Regions from separate parts of the Homo sapiens genome. Here region 2 is linked to region 1. A link is an interaction called in ENCODE POLR2A ChIA-PET data of the cell type or tissue named here. Cell type or tissue: K562. All regions are shown on one strand. Links, peaks and the distances in the headings refer to the core of each region. The heading gives the core; the rest is flanking DNA.

Evidence for each region. Peaks named below come from ENCODE experiments on the same cell type or tissue, not always from the same donor. Only the 100,000 strongest peaks of a DNase experiment are listed, where the experiment ranks them.
Region 2: POLR2A ChIA-PET joins it to region 1 with 5 read pairs; 11 of 35 experiments call an interaction of 5 or more read pairs at or near these places.

What each region holds. Positions count from the first base shown.
Region 1 is chr19:17,939,484-17,947,699 of GRCh38, forward strand. It overlaps CCDC124 (coiled-coil domain containing 124), which reads left to right. Exons shown (of 5, transcript NM_001136203.2): 3 at 3,173-3,362; 4 at 3,778-3,892; 5 at 4,025-4,502. The coding sequence ends at 4,232. Among named protein-coding and RNA genes, the nearest start is that of CCDC124, 11 kb to the left of the region's middle. In K562, for the core only: a CTCF peak has its summit at 3,243; DNase peaks (open chromatin) are centred at 3,268, 3,648 and 3,908; H3K4me3 peaks cover 1,664 bases.
Region 2 is chr19:18,267,111-18,275,326 of GRCh38, forward strand. It overlaps IQCN (IQ motif containing N), which reads right to left and starts at 7,342. Exons shown (of 4, transcript NM_001145304.2): 1 at 7,293-7,342; 2 at 2,356-2,477; 3 at 1-416. The coding sequence starts at 2,368. RefSeq lists enhancers at 7,769-8,063, 7,847-7,966. In K562, for the core only: a CTCF peak has its summit at 5,474 (motif pointing left); a DNase peak (open chromatin) is centred at 5,431.

The sequences.
Region 1 (8,216 bases), core at 2,519-5,018:
TCCTCCCTGTGGCCTGCGTCTTGGCCACTGGGGTTGGCCCCATCCTCTGGATGAGGAAATTGAGGCAGAGAAGGCAGAAAGCCCAGATCACGTGGCTATGAGGAAGAGCTGGAGCCAGACTGGCACCTTCTCCTTTGTTAAGAGGCTTTTTTTTTTTGAGGCAGAGTTTCACTCTGTCGCACAGGCTGGAGTGCAGTGGCGCGACCTCGGCTCACTGCAACCTCTGCCTCCCAAGTTCAAACAACTCTCCTGCCTCAGCCTCCCGAGTAGCTGGGATTACAGGTGTGCGCCACCATGCCAGGCTAATTTTTGCATTTTTAGTAGAGATGGGGTTTCACCATGTTGGTCAGGCTGGTCTAAAACTCCTGGCCCCAAGTGATCCTTCCACCTCGGCCTCCCAAAGTGCTGGGATTACAGGTGTGAGCCACCGCACCTGGCCTTTTTTTTTTTTTTTTTAGACAGTCTCTGTTGCCCAGGCTGGAGTACAGTGGCGTGATCTCAGTTCACTGCAACCTCCGCCTCCTAGGTCCAAGCGATTCTTTTGCTTCAGCCTCCCAAGTAGCTGGGATTACAGGCATGGCACCATGCCTGGATAATTTTTGTATTTTTAGTAGAGATGGGGTTTCACCATGTTGGCCAGGCTGGTCTCCAACTCCTTACCTCAAGTGATCCGCCCACCTCGGCCTCCCAAAGTGCTGGAATTACATGCGTGAGCCACCGCCTCTGGCCTGTTAAGAGATTTGATTAAGGGACAGCAAAGCATGCCTGTCCTAGGAGTGTGGGTCAGAAAGCATGTACCTCTGAGCACACCTGTATTGCATGCATCCGGGACAAGGTATGGAGGGGGTTGGACAGGCAATTGGGGCCAGGTGGTGAATAGCTTAGACTTCACTTAGGGCCAGACAGGAAGCCACTAGACCCTATCATTGAGCATGAAGGCCACCACTGACAGTAGGTTAGCAAATAGGTGTGGCTGCATGCCCATAAAACTTTACCAAAGGGGCCGGGCATGGTGGCTCACACCTGTAATCCCAACACTTTGGGAGGTCAAGGCAGGTGGATTACAAGGTCAGGCGTTCGAGACCAGCCTGGCCAACATAGTGAAACCCCATTTCTACTAAAAATACAAAATATTAGCCGGGCGTGGTGGCGGGTGTGCGTAATCCCAGCTATTCCGGAGGCTGAGGCAGGAGAATCGGTTGAACCTGGGAGGCAGAGGTTGCACCATTGTACTCCAGCCTGGGCGACAGTGCAAGATTCCACCTAAAAAAAAAAAAAAAAGGGCCGGGCGCGGTAACTCATTCCTGTAATCCCAGCACTTTGGGAGGCCGAGGTGGGCAGATCACAAGGTCAGGAGATCGAGACCATCCTGGCTAACACGGTGAAACCCCATCTCTACTAAAAATACAAAAAATCAGCCGGGCATGGTGGCAGGCACCTGTAGTCCCAGCTACTCAGGAGGCTGAGGCAGGAGAATGGCATGAACCCGGGAGGAGGAGCTTGCAGTGAGCCGAGATGGCGCCACTGCACTCCATCCTGGGCGACAGAGCAAGGTTCCGTCTCGAAAAAACAAACGAACGAAAAAAACACAAAAAACCTTTACCAAAGAAGGCAGTTGGCTAGTTGGCTATAGTTTGTCAACCCCTGCTCTCTAGAATATTCTCAGCCCCCGTGAGTTTCCCTCATACCCCTCCTGGTCAGTCCCCCACCAGTGATACCTCTCCTCACTTCAAACATCATGCATTGGCCAGGCACAGTGGCTCACACCTGTAATCCCAGCACTTTGGGAGGCCAAGGCAGGCAGATCACTTGAGGTCAGGAGTTCGAGACCAGCCTGGGCAACATGGTGAAACCCCGTCTCTACTAAAATTACAAAAGATTAGCCAGGCGTGGTGGTGGGCACCTGCAGTCCCAGCTATTTGGGAGGCTGAGGCATGAGAATTGCTTGAACTCGGGAGGCAGAGGTTGCAGTGAGCCGAGATCGCACCACTGCACTCCAGCCTGGGCGACTGAGAGAGACTGTCTCAGAAAAAAAAAAAAAAAGGACCCTGTCTGAGGCAGAATGTGTGTGTGACACGCATCGGTCGGGGAGCCTCGGGACGTTGCCTCTGACCGAGGGGGAAACTAAGGCTCCTCAGCACAGCAATGGGAGCCCAGTTTGTGCACTCCAACAGCCTTGACTTTAACCGCCCCCTCCACTTTCCTGCTGTGCTGGTGGGGGTGGGGGTCAGGCCCTGGCAGTGTCCTTAGGTGCGTCCACCCCTATTCTGCGACATTCCCTTCTGTCAAATCTATCTGGAGATGCAGTGGTAGTGTCCCAGGGGGACACTGCAGGTGTGGGGATCGTCCCTGGGAAGGCTGAAGGTGTGAGAGTCAGATGGTGGAGTCTCAGGCAGTGAGGGGGCAGGCAGGGGTGTCCGAGACCAGGGCCCTGCAGGAGTGCCAGGCAGTGGGCAGAGTACTGCCCTGAGCTTCCAGCAGCACTGCATATAAACCGTGGGCTTGCTCGGCCCCCTGGGGTCCGTGCAGGCCAGGGCAAGGGCAAGTCCCGTAGCCCAGATGTCCCTCATCCAGCCAGCATCAGGGCTTCCCTGGGCGGCCGATGTGGAATCAGTTTCAGCCTCAGTGACCCACGGCAGGGAAACGTGGACAGTGCTGCCCGACTCATAAGGGCAGAGCCCCTGCCCTAGCCTGAAACGGGTCCAGGCCTCCCACGGCTCTTAGAATCCAACATGAACCCCTCCCTGGCCCCCAGAGGCTCCGCATGGCCCAGCCGTCTCCCTCCCGGCCTCTTCCCCCTCCCGCTTCACTCCCACTCCAGCCTCCAAGCTGTTCCTGTTACAACAAATGGCTCCTGCCTCGGCGCCTTTGCACTGGTAGCCCTGCTGCTAAGGACGCTCCTGTTCCCCAGCTCTCCCCCTTGGCCGGCGCTCTTCGCACCTAGGAGCGTCACTTCTTCAAGAGCCACCCACCCGCCCTGTCCAAGGTTCCCCTGTTGGCCTCACATCCCCCGCCCAGGGCAGCACCGGGACCTATCTTGTTCCTGGTATGTCCCCTGCACCCAGCACAGAGCCTAAATCCTCGTTGGCTGAGATGAAAACTCGAACCCCAGGCTAGTGGGTGGCGCGGGGGTGTGGGGTCTTCTGCCTGACCATGCACGCCGCCCCCGCAGGAGGAGAAGGAGAAGCGGCGCCTCGACCAGCTGGAACGTAAGAAGGAGACGCAGCGCCTACTGGAGGAGGAGGACTCCAAGCTCAAGGGCGGCAAGGCGCCGCGGGTGGCCACGTCCAGCAAGGTCACCCGGGCCCAGATCGAGGACACGCTGCGCCGAGACCATCAGCTCAGGGAGGCCCCGGACACAGGTCGGGCGGCATCCCGCTCTGGAGCTGCACTTTTGCCCACTGCAGAGGCAGTGGACCTTGAGTCCATTAGCCCCCTCCTGGCCCCCAGAGAAGCTGCCGGGGCTCCACGTGGTGCAGGGTGGGTGGGTAGGCCGCCTCCTGGTAGGCCTGGCCGTGAGCAGACAACCTCAGGGCTTGTGCCCCGCGGGGTCCTCTTGTTTGCAGGGCTGCCGGAAAGTAAGGCAGAGAACTGGGCGCCGGGAGGGTGGGACCTGTCCCAAGAGGGCTTATCAGCTGAAGTCGCGATTCCATCCCCCCTCATCTCTCCCGCCTTCCTCCCGCCCCTAGCTTCTCTTGCCAGTCTCTATCTCATCTCCTTGGAACTGTGCATCTTTGCTTATCTCTCTCTGTCTCTGTCACCCACCCACCCGCCCAGCCGAGAAAGCCAAGAGCCATCTGGAGGTGCCGCTGGAGGAGAACGTGAACCGCCGCGTGCTGGAGGAGGGCAGCGTGGAGGCGCGCACCATCGAGGACGCCATTGCAGTGCTCAGGTAACGGGGCGGGGCCTGGGGCTTTCCCAGGGGTGGAGCTGGTCATCGGGGGCGGGGCTACCTGGGGGCGGGGCCGGGCTTTTCGGGGCAAGGCTGCGCCCAAGGCCCCCTGACGCTCATGTCCACCCCCAGCGTGGCGGAGGAGGCGGCCGACCGGCACCCAGAAAGACGCATGCGGGCAGCCTTCACAGCCTTTGAGGAAGCCCAGCTGCCGCGGCTCAAACAAGAGAACCCCAACATGCGGCTGTCGCAGCTGAAACAGCTGCTCAAGAAGGAGTGGCTCCGCTCTCCTGACAACCCCATGAACCAGCGGGCCGTGCCCTTCAATGCCCCCAAGTGAGCCCAGAACTTGGGGAGCCAGTTCACCCACGGGTGGTCCAGGTCACGACTCTGCACGCCCTTAGGCCAGGTCAGCTGCGAGGGTCACAGAGCGTTCCGGGGGCCAAGGCGCCGGGCCCCGGGGCCATGCTCTTATCACCAGCCACCCGTCCTCCCGCCAGAGGGTCCCTGCCCCGAGTGACACCCCATCCCCTCCCATCCCCCGGCGCGTGTGTGTAGAGCCTCAGGGCTGAGTGCCCAATAAAGGTGGCGGCAAGGCTGCGGTGAGGCACTTGAAGCCTAAGTGAGTGGGTGGGGAGAGGCGGGCGAAGAATGGGGAGAAGGAACAGCTTTGGGGACCTGCTGTGAACCGCACTGGGATCATAGCTAGAAAAGACAAGAGCCCCCAACAGCGCGCTCCTTCCTGCTGCCAGCTGTGCTTCATCGGCTCCTGCCAGCACCCCTCCTTGGCTGTGCCACTTGTCCAGTGAGGCACCTGCTCCACTGTCTCCTGCACACGCTTAGAGAGGTGGAGGTGGAGGCGCTGGCCATACTTCAGAGGCAGAGCCAGAGAAGAGCTGGAGCCTGTCTGCCTTCTGAGATTCCAGTTCAGGGTGGGCCCTAGGACTTGATTGGGGGTACCATGTTGTGTTTGGGGTCAGGAAATGCTGGCTGCTCTGCTGTTATTCCTACAGGGGAGGCATCTGGGCCAAATCCTTCTGTGCTGAATCCTGGGCAGGCTTCCCAGTGGAGGATTTCTTCCTTAGTGGGGGATGAGTCAGATCTCATTGCAGAGGGAGGAGGAAGGCACTGGGCTGGGAAAGGCCTGGAGGCTGCAGTGAGCAGGTGGATCGGAGTGGGTGTGAGCAAGCGTCCCGTCAGAGACTGCACATCTGGGAAGGGTGGAGTGGGATTTGAACCTAGTTCTGGCTTCCTAGAACTTAGCCAGCCCGGAAGAATAGAGGAAGGGCAGCTGGGAGATGGGCCTGTGAGGCTTTGTGGGCTGAGCAAATTGCTTGGACTCATGAGGGCGGCAGGGGATGGAGGTGCCCCCAGAAGCTGCAGTGGTCAGGGCCGGGTGCGGTGGCTCATTCCTGTAATCCCAGCACTTTGGGAGGCCAAGGTGGGCGGATCACCTAAGGTCAGGAGTTCGAGACAAGCCTGGCCAACATGGTGAAACCCCGTCTCTACTAAAAATACAAAAATTAGCTGGGTGTGGTGACGCATGCTTATAATCCCAGCTACTGGGGAGGCTGAAGCACTAGAACCGCTTGAACCCAGGAGGCAGAGGCTGCAGAGAGTCAAGATCACAGCACTGCACTCCAACCTGGGCAACAGAGCAAGACTGGCAACAACAACAAAAAAAGTTGCAGTGGTCAGATCATCTGCAGCACTTACCCAGTGGGCTCGGGTAGAGGTTGGAGCAGCCCCTGGTGCAAGAAATGGCCATCAAGTCCCCACTGTGTGCCTGGCCTTGGACAGCCCTGCTGTCCAAGGTCATCCATAACAGTGGGGGGAACTGAGGCACAAGGGTAGAGGGTAGGGTTGAAGGACTTACCAGGCCACTGCTGTGGCTCTTGCCCAGGTGACACCCACTTCCTATGCCCATAGGGCTGTCCCCTGACTCCCCATTACCCTCTCAGCTCAGTACTTCCAGCCTCCTTACTCTTGGCTTCTGAGACCCTCCAACACAGAAGGCTTGATCCCTCCACCAAGAACACCGTCCTGCTGGGTGCGGTGGCTCAGGCCTGTAATCCCAGCACTTTGGGAGGCCAAGGCGGGTGGGTCACCTGAGCTCAGGAGTTCGACACTAGCCTGGGAAACATGGTGAAACCCTATCTCCACTAAAAATACAAAAAGTTAGACGGGCATGGCGGCAAGTGCCTGTAGTCCCAGCTACTCGGGAGGTTGAGGCAGGAGAATCGCTTGAACCTGGGAGTTGGAGGTTGCAGTGAGCCACTGAACTCCAGCCTGGGCAACAGAGCGAGACTCCATCTCAAAAAAAAAAAAAAAAAAATCACTGTCCTCCCAGATCACAAGGCTTAGTGCATGCAGGTCCCCACAGAGGTCCTCAGCTCTGTGTAGTCAGGGCTGGAGGGCTGGGCAGGCTGGAAGGGGCTAGGCTCTGCCCAGAGGTGGGAGATAGAATGTATCATGGAGGACGGGACTTTCAGGATGCATAGGAGCTCTCCACACAGACAAGGGACAGAAAAGTCGAAGAAATCACATGTGCAAAGGTCTGGAAGTCACACTGCTTCCTGTTCAACGGAGGGTAAAAGGTGCCAGGAATAACTAGGTACAGGTGAGGCACGGTGGCTCACACCTATCTATAATCGCAGGACTTTGGGAGGCCACAGTGGAAGGATCTTTTGAATTCAGCAGTTTGAGACCAGCCTGGGCAAGAAAGCAAGACTTTGTCTCTACAGAAAAAGTTTAAAATTAGGGCGTGATGGCATGTGCCTGTGGTCCCACCTTCTTTGGAGGCCGAGGTGGGAGAATCCCTTGAGGTTGAGTTAGAGGTTGCAGTGAGGAGGTTGCAGTGAGCCATAACTGTGCCACTGCACTGCAGCCTGGGCGACGGAGCGAGACCCCGTCTCTAAAAAATAAACTGGGTACAGCTGAAGTTAACATAAAAACTAACCAACATATGTTGGACACTAGCTTAGTTTGGAGGTCCCCCAAGAACCAACCCTGAGACAATGACTGTAGGAAACGTGGGATATCTGGGAGAGACCTTTGGTGAGGGTTAGGGAAAGGAGAGGAAGGTAAGGCCCCCTGCATCCTGCAGGGGGCACCAACGAGCAGAGTCCCCCACGTGGGAGGAGACAGGCAGTGGCACCACTGGGTGCCAGGCCTTGGCCAAACAGGTGGCAGCAGCCCCTCACTGAGCCCTGGGGACAGCCCCTATGAGATATTGATCGTCTTTGTATATAAGAAAACTAAGGCTGGGCACAGTGGCTCACGCCTGTAATCCCAACACTTTGGGAGGCCCAGGTGGGTGGATCACCTGAGGTCGGGAGTTCGAGACCGGCCTGACCAACATGGAGAAACCCCGTCTCTACTAAAAATACAAAATTAGCCAGGCGTGGTGGTGCATGCCTGTAATCCCAGCTACTCGGGAGCCTGAGGCAGGAGAATCGCTTGAACCCGGGAGGCGGAGGTTGCAGTGAGCCGAGTTCATGCCACTGTACTCCAGCCTGGGCGACAGAGAGAGATTCCATCTAAAAAAAAAAGCCGGGCGTGGTGGCGGGCGTCTGTGATCCCAGCTACTCTGGAGGCTGAGGCAGGAGAGTCGCTTGAACCCGGGAGGCAGAGTGAGCCGAGGCCACACCATCGCACTCCAGCCTGGGCAAGGAGAGCAAAACTCTGTCTCAAAAAAAAAAAAAAAAAAAGGAAAAGAGAAAGAAAACTAAGTCACCTGCCTGTGTCACATAGCCGGGAAGCACCCAGAGCCGCCAGGAAGGCAGCAGGGGTAGTTTTGGGGCCCAGAATTGGGGCTGAAGATGTCAGCCAGGAAATGAATGGAATAGCCCATATAGCTCCCCACAAATGGAGGCCTGGGTTTGAATCCCACCTCTGACTCTTCTGAGACCTTAGACAAGGTTCTGAATGATCTAAGCCTCAGTTTCTCCGGTAAAATAGGACTAAAAACCGCGCCCAACCCCAGGCTATCTGGAGAATCAAGGAGATGGTACCTGGGAAGGGTACGTGGGGAAGGGCTTGGCCCACATGACCATATTAGGGTCTTTCTGGCTGGGGATGAGAGAAGGTCGGGGACCAATGGTAATCGATCCGAGGGAAGAAGCCGACGGGAGGGCCAGCCAGACACGACTGGGCACACAGGGCCTCGGACGCCAGGCAAAGGAGTGGGGCTTCACCCCAGGACGATGGGGAGCCCCGGTGGGGTTATGAGCAGGGCAGAGAGCCGATCAGAGCGGCGCGTGGCAGGCTCTTCCGGGCGCCTGCAGAGGGACAACTGGTGGACAAGAGTGAGGATGAAACTCAG
Region 2 (8,216 bases), core at 3,881-6,380, 330 kb after region 1:
TCTCTTGTTGAAGCGCCGCCAGGCCTCCTGGATGGCCTTGGCCGCCATCATCTGGGAAATCAGCTTCTGCCGGAGCCAATAGCCCCTCCAGTTGGCTTGGATGAGCGTGGCTGCACGGGCGTGCATCATGTCCATCTCGTCTACCAGGATGTTCTTGAAGGCCTGGCTCTCGACCACAGCCCGGAGGCGTGGGACGCGGCGGGACGCCGTCTTGCCTTCGGCAGGCTGTTGCGGAAGATGCTCCTTGGACTTGAGGCCCTCGTGCTGGGGCTGTGGAGGCGCTTTCTCCATTTTGTCCAGGAGACTGGGGTGAGCGGGGGCTGGAGGATGCACCGCCCACTGGGTGACAACTGGCTCGTGAACTGTAGCTAGGCGGCCGGCTGCATTGCCTTGATTACCGGACAGGTCAGCTCTGCCTGTGGGGGCGGCAGGGGGTGGTCAGGGTGTAGCAGGTCCTGCAAACAAGAGGTCTCCTGGCTGGGGTGGACACTGGCCCCCCAGGCCCAGATCTTGTTCCTGGCACGTTGCGATCTTCCGCCTCCCTTTTTCCATCCCTCCCTCTCCCAAGTGGTCTTTGCCATCCTTATATCCACCTCTCATCACCCTACGGCCACTTCATCTTGGCACACAGTGTATGACACCTGAATGCCCGACCACTTACCTGCTTTTCTTTTTTCTTTTCTTTTTTTTTTTTTTTTTGAGACAGAGTTTTGCTCTTGTTGCCCAGGCTGGAGTGCAATGCTGTGATCTTGGCTCACCACAACCTCCGCCTCCTGGGTTCAAGCGATTCTCCTGCCTCAGCCTCCCGAGTAGCTGGGATTACAGGTGCACGCCACCATGCCTGGCTGGCTACTTTTCTGTATTTTTAGTAAAGACGGGGTTTCACCATGTTGGCCAGGCTGGTCTCGAACTCCCGACCTCGGGTGATCCACCTGACTCAGCCTCCCAAAGTGCTGGGATTACAGGTGTGAGCCACCGCGCCCGGCCTGCTTTTCAAACTTTATCTTGGATGTACCCTGGGTTTAGCACTGATCACAATGTTTTGGAAATTTCCTGTTTGCCTCTGTGTGTGTGTGTGTGTGTGTGTGTGTGTGTGTGTGTGTGTGTTTGAAAAAGAGAGAGAGAGAAGTGTGGTGGGGGAGATTATTTGCCTCTCCCCATTGATTGTGAATCCTAGAAGACAGAGTCATTTCTGTGTCCCCATCTCAGTCATAGAGCTTGGTTCCAAGCTGTGAATGGGTAGGTATTGGGTGGGGGGGGCATCTTGACTGATAAATGGTGAGTGGATTGGAAGTTGGATGGACAGATAGATACAGGACTAGATACTGAATGGATGAATCAGTCGATGAGTGAATGGTAGATGGGTTGGAAAGACAGATGAAGGTTTGGATGAATAGGTAAATAAAGCTGATGAATAAAGTGTTAAAGGCAAATTGGCCCGGCACGGTGGCTCATGTCTGTCATTCCAGCACTTTGGGAGGCCAAGGTGGGCAGATTGCTTGGGGTCAGGAGTTCGAGGCCAGCCGGGCCAACATGGTGAAACCCGTCTCTACTAAAAATACAGAAAAGTAGGCCAGGCACAGTGGCTCATGCCTGTAATCCCAGCACTTTGGGAGGCCGAGGTGAGCGGATCACAAGGTCAGGAGTTTGAGACCAGCCTGGCTAACGTGGTGAAACCCCATCTCTACTGAAAATACAAAAATTAGCTCGGCATGGTGGCTCGTGCCTGTAATCCCAGCTACTCAGGAGGCTGAGGCAGGAGAATTGTTTGAACCCGGTAGGCAGAGGTTGCAGTAAGCCGAGATCGCGCCACCTCACTCCAGCCTGGGTGACAGAGCAAGACTCTGTCTCAAAAAAAAAAAAAAAAAAAAGAGCCAGGTATGGTGGCATGAGCCTGTAGTCCCAGCTAGTCGGGAGGCTGAGGCAGGAGCATTGCTTGAACCCGGGAGGAGGAGGTTGCAGTGAGCCAAGATCACGCCATCACACTCCAGCCTGGGCAACAGAAGTGAAACTCCGTGTCAAATAAAAGGAAAGAAGGAAGGAAGCAAGGGAGGGAGGGAAATTAAAGAGAGCTGGAAAGACTGGTGAAGAGATAACCCAACAGGAGGTAGACTGATGGGTGGATGGGTGGGTGGGTGGATTAGGGGATGGGTAGGTAAATGGCATATGGAAGGATGGAAAGAAGGAAGAAAAAGTGGTGACTGTGGCTTTCAGAAGTAACTAGGATGCAGAGAGAGCTGGGACACTGTCAAGCCACCCTGATGCATAGCCTGGAGCACAGCACACTTGTTTGGCAGAAGCCCCTCTCTTCAGGTTGGACTAGCCAGACCCCTTGCCCATAGACCATCTTCTTACCTTGAAGGGTCATAGATTTGGAGGAGTAGCAGGAGAAGAAGGTGCAATCTCAGAAGCCAGCCTGCAAGAGGAGGCAGCCTTCAGCCTTTCATCCATGCAATATGCAGCAACACTGCCCTGGGCTGGCTCAAGACCAACACAAAAAGAAATGTTAAAAGCAAAAATGCTAAATTCTAAAATTTCTAAATTCTAAAAAAGCTAAATTCTAAAAAAAAAAAAAAATGTGCAAAGATGAGGAAATTTATTCCAGTGTTATTTTGTAGCTAGAAATCAAACAAAACAACTGGAAATAACCAAAACAGTGATTGGTAGAGGTTCTGCTACAAATGAATACAGAAGTATGTTCAAGGATGTTTAACACTGTATTGTTTAGCAGAGGAAAAACTGGAAGAAACCAAAATTATCAATGGAGACAGGCTTAAATTAATCATACAAGGGCATGATATCCAGGCATCAGAAATGGCGTCCAGGCTGAGCACAGTGGTTCTTGCCTGCAATCCCAGCACTTTGGGAGGCCAAGATGGGAGGATCACTTGAGGACAGAAGTTTGAGACCAGCCTGGGAAACTAAGCAAGAACTGTCTCTTAAAAAAAAAAAAAAAAAAAAAAAAAAATTGGCCAGGCGTGGCTCACGCCTGTAATTCCAGCACTCTGGGAGGCCGAGGAGGGTGGATCACCTGAGGTCAGGAGTTCGAGACCAGCCTGGCCAACATGGTAAAACCCCGTCTCTACTAAAAATACAAGAAATTAGCCAGGCATAGTGGTTGACGCCTGTAATTCCAGCTACTCAGGAGGCTGAGGCAGGAGAATATCTTGAACCTGGGAGGCAGAGATTTCAGTGAGCTGAGATCGTGCCATTGTACTCCATCTGGGGCAACAAGAGCAAAACTGTCTCAAAAAAAAAAAAAAAATAGGCCGGGCACAGTGGCTCACGTCTGTAACCCCAGCAATTTGGAAGGCCAAGGTGGGTGGGTCACTTGAGGCCAGGAGTTCCAGACCAGCCTGGGCAACATGGTAAAACCCGTCTCTACTAAAAACATAAAAATTAGCCAGTCATGGTGACATGCACCTGTAGTCCCAGCTACTCGGGAGGCTGAGACAGGAGGATCATTTGAGGCCAGGAGGTTGAGACTGCAGTAAGCTACGATGGCACCACTGCACTCGAGCCTGAGCGACAGAATGAGACCCTATCTCTTTTTTGTTTTTAAAACAGAGTCCCACCCTTTTGCCCAGGCTGGAGTGCAGCGTCACAATCTCGGCTCACTGCAACCTCTGCTTCCCAGGTTCAAGTGATTCTTGTGCCTCAGTCTCCCAAGTAGCTGGGATGACAAGTGTAAGCCACGGTGCCTGGCTGAGACCCTGTCTCAAAAAAAAAAAAAAAAAGATTGTGATTAAAGAGTAAGTATAAGATAAAAGGTAACCTGGGAGGCCAGGCATGGTGGCTCACACCTGTCATCCCAGCACTTCGGGAGGCCAAGGCAGGTGGATCACAAGGTCAGGAGTTCGAGAACAGCCTGGCCAACATGGTGAAACCCCGTCTCTACTAAAAATACAAAACTTAGCCAGGCACAGTGGCATGCACCTGTAATCCCAGCTACTTCAGAGGCTGAAGCAGGAGAATCACTTGAACCCGAGAGATGGAGATTGCAGTGAGCCGAGATCACGCAACTGCACTCCAGCCTGGGCGACAGAGTGAGACTCTGTCTCAAAAAAAAAAAAAAAAAACCAGGCGCAGTGGCTCACGCCTGTAATCCCAGTGCTTTGGGAGGCCGAGGTGGGTGGCTCACGTGAGGTCAGGAGTTCAAGACCAGCCTGGCCAACATGGTGAAACTCTGTCTCTACTAAAAATACAAAAATTAGCCAGGTATGATGGCAGGTGCCTGTAATCCCAGCTACTTAGGAGGCTGAGGCGGGAGAATCTCTTGAACCCAGTAGGCAAAGGTTGCAGTGAGCTGAGATCATACCATTGCACACCAGCCTGGGTGACTGAGCGAAACTCAGTTCAAAAAAAAAAAAAAAAGATAAAAGGAAACTCTATGTGGTACTTTAGGGCTGAGGGAGTATCCCCAAAAAAGGGGCAAATTTGGAGAGCATTCAGACTTCCTTGGAGAAAGTATGGTCCCGCCTAACAAGTTAACGGAGATAATTGCTGGATCGGCCAAGCCAGAGCTGGTCTGGAGTTGCAAAACAAGCAAAAGGCCCACCCTCCAGGGTGCAGATGTGGGAACAGGTTATCAACAGTTGGTGCTCTGGATGTGCACTGGAAACCTAAGTGTTGCTGGGGCAGGAGGCCTTCAATGTGTATGGGCCACCGTGGGGGCTCTGTTCGTTTATTATCATTTATTTATTTATGATTTTTGAGACAGAGTCTCACTCTGTCCCCCAGGCTGGAGTGCAGCGGCACTCAGCATCTTGGCTCACTGCAACCTCCGCCTCCTGGGTTCAAGCGATTCTCCTGCCTCAGCCTCCCGAGTAGCTGGGATTACAGGCATGAATCCCACCACACCCAGCTAATTTTGTTTGTTTTGTTTTGTTTTGTTTTTGGAGGGACGGGGTTTCACCATGTTGGCCAGGCTGGTCTCAAACTCCTGATCTCAGGTGATTCGCCTGCCTCGGCCTCCCAAAGTGCTGGGATTACAGGCGTGAGCCACCGCGCCTGGCCTTTTTTTTTTTCTCTCTCTCTTTTGAGTTTTGTTCTTGTCGCCCAGGCTGGAGTGCAGTGGCGCGATCTCCTTTCACTGCAACCTCTACCTCTCGGTTTCCAGCGATTCTCCTACCTCAGCCTCCTGAGCAGCTGGGATTACAGGCACCTGCCACCACGCCTAGCAAATTTTTGTATTTTTAGTACAGATGGGGTTTCATCATATTGGTCAGGCTGGTCTCAAATTCCTGACCACAGGTGATCCACCCACCTTGGCCTCCCAAAGTGCTGGGATTACAGGCATGAGCCACCGCGCCCGGCCTTAGGGGCTCTGTTTTTTGTGTGTGTTGAGAGGGCTGCAGAAAGGTTTTCACCAGGTCAAGACTGCAAAGTCACAGGACCACGTTCTGGATCCAGGGCTCGGGCAGGCTTCACCTGGTGTCTTCACACCTCTATCCCTAATGCCTCACCAGCGCCCTCTATTGAGAAATCTTAGCATTGTGCTCACTTTTTTTTTTTTTTTGAGACGGAGTCTCGTTCTGTCTCCCAGGCTGGAGTGCACTGGCACCATCTCGGCTCACTGCAAGCTCTGCCTCCCGGGTTCACGCCATTCTCCTGCCTCAGCCTCCTGAGTAGCTGGGACTACAGGCGCCTGCCACCACGCCCAGTTAATATTTTGTATTTTTAGTAGAGACGGGGTTTCACTATGCTAGCCAGGATGGTCTCCATCTCCTGACCTCGTGATTCGCCCACCTCGGCCTCCCAAAGTGCTGGGATTACAGGCGTGAGCCACCGCGCCTGGCCGAGCATTGTGCTCACTTTAAACAAGACATAACGAAAGAAATTCCTTTGTTTATCACATATTGAAAGGGTCCATTCGGAGACAAGAGGCAATGCATGGATAATTGACACACATATATTTATTATTTTTATTTTTTTGAGATGGACGGAATCTTGCTCTGTTGCCCAGGCTGAAGTGCAGTGGCACGATCTTGGCTCACTGCAACCTCCGCCTCCCAGGTTCAAAGTGATTCTCCTGTCTCAGCCTCCCGAGTAGCTGGGATTACAGGCACTTGCCACCACACTTGGCTAACTTTTGTATTTTTAGTAGAGTTGGGGTTTCGCCATGTTGGCCAGACTGGTCTCGAACCCCTGACCTCAAGTGATCCGCCCGCCTCGGCCTCCCAAAGTGCTGGGATTACAGGCATGAGTCACCATGCCCGGCCTAATTATTATTATTATTCTCTTTGAGACGGAATTTCACTTTTGTTGCCCAGGCTGGAGTGCAATGGCGCCATCTTGGCTCACTGCAACCTCTGCCTCCAGGTTCAAGCGATTCTCCTGCCTCAGCCTCCCAAATAGCTAGGATTACAGGCATGCGCCACCACACCTAATTTCGTATTTTTAGTGGAAATGGGGTTTCTCCATGTTGGTCAGGCTGGTCTTGAACTCCTGATCACAGGTGATCTGCCCGCCTTGGCTTCCCAAAGTGCTGGCGTTACAGGCGTGAGCCACCTTGCCCGGCCTAATTTTTGAATTTTTAGTAGAGATGGGGTTTGACCATATGGGTCAGGCTGGTCTCGAACTCCTGAGGCAGGAAAATCACTTGAACCCGGGAGACAGCAGCTCTGGGAGCTGAATGGGCCCATTCCAGGGGCTGAGGTTTCATCAACCAAACGGTGCAGCTCTTTAGAGGAACTCAACCAGAAGGGGTGAGAAACGGGATTGTGGGGGATGAGAAGAAGGAACAGGGGCCCCCTGGACACAGAAGCCAAGCGACTGGCTCGGTAATTTTGAGTAAACCCCTCTGAGCCTCAATTTCCCTATCTGTCACAAGACATAAGATCACCATCCTCAGGTTGCCAAAGAGACACAACAGGCTCAGCTGGGCGCAGTGGCTCCTGCCCGTAATCCAAGCACTTTGGGGGACCAAGGTGGGAGGATCGCTGCAGCCCAAGAGTTTGAAAACAGCCTGGGCAACATGTCTCTATTTATTTAAAAAAATAATAATAAAGAGACATAACAGGCTCTCCATGATGTCCCCCATCACAGGTGAACAAATCCACCATCAAGGCTTTAGAGGTCCCTAGAGCCCCTGCTGTGAGGGGCCAAGGAGCTGACCCATCATTTGCAGTCACCCAGAAGGCCCAGAAGGGCTCTAAAGGCACTGGGGGCCAGAGGAGAACGACAGGGTCCCCCACGAACCCTCGCAAACAAGTCCTCCACCAGCCCCACTCACCCGCCCCTGAAGCCACCAGCCCCACTCACCCGCCCCCAAAGCCACCAGCCCCACTCACCTGCCCCTGAAGCTAAACCTAGCAGTCTGAACGGCCAGTCTTGGAGCCCTGGTGCCGCAGCAGCTTTGTGACTCAAAGCCAAGTTCTGGCCAATCCCTGGCAGCTCTTAGGGGGTGGGGATTCTAGAAGGCACAGCCAGAGGTTGGGGAACAGGATGCAGGGCAGGGCCAAAGGTCATGGTGGTTGCTACCTACACCGGCTCATCCTGAGTACAAAGGGTTCTCAGCACAGAGGGAACCCCAAATCTCCCCCTCCATGTACCTAGAGGCAGTTTCAGTCTTTCATCCCACGGGCATTTTCTGAGCACCTACTATATGCTGGAATTTGCCCCATGTCTGGGGATACAAACAACTCAAAGAATTTGAGGCTGTAAAATGGCTAGATGGGAAGGGACCAAAAAGGGGGTGCAACGGGCCAGTCAGGGTTCTCACTGATGTCTTGGGTGTGGCTCTGAGACTGCGGGCTCCTTGGGGTGGGGCCGGACTTGATCTCTTGGGATCCCCACTGGGCCCGGCAAAAGTGGGTACTGACCCTGAGCCGCAGCGCTATAAGGGGAAGTCAGGCTGCTGTCCTGGATCACCTCCTGGGGCTGGGCTGGGGCCCAGCATGAGTCACCGCTGGCTGGGCCAAGGCTGACACGCACCTTGGACTCAGTGCAGCTGGCTCCAGCCAAAGCCAGCCTGGCCCAGAAGCCTCTGCCTGGCTTCCTTGGGGAGCCGCTGGGGGTTGCCGGGACAAGAACCAGCAGGGGTGCCTGACCTCCCTCTGCAGCGATCACCCCCTCCAAAACCTTCCCTATACTGTGGGTGTGACTTTGGACAAAATCAGGGACATGGCAGATGGCAGTTGGGTGGGGTTTATATCCTTTGTCTGTTTTTTGAGATTGAGTCTCGCTCTGTTGCCCAGGCTGGAGTGCAGTGCTAC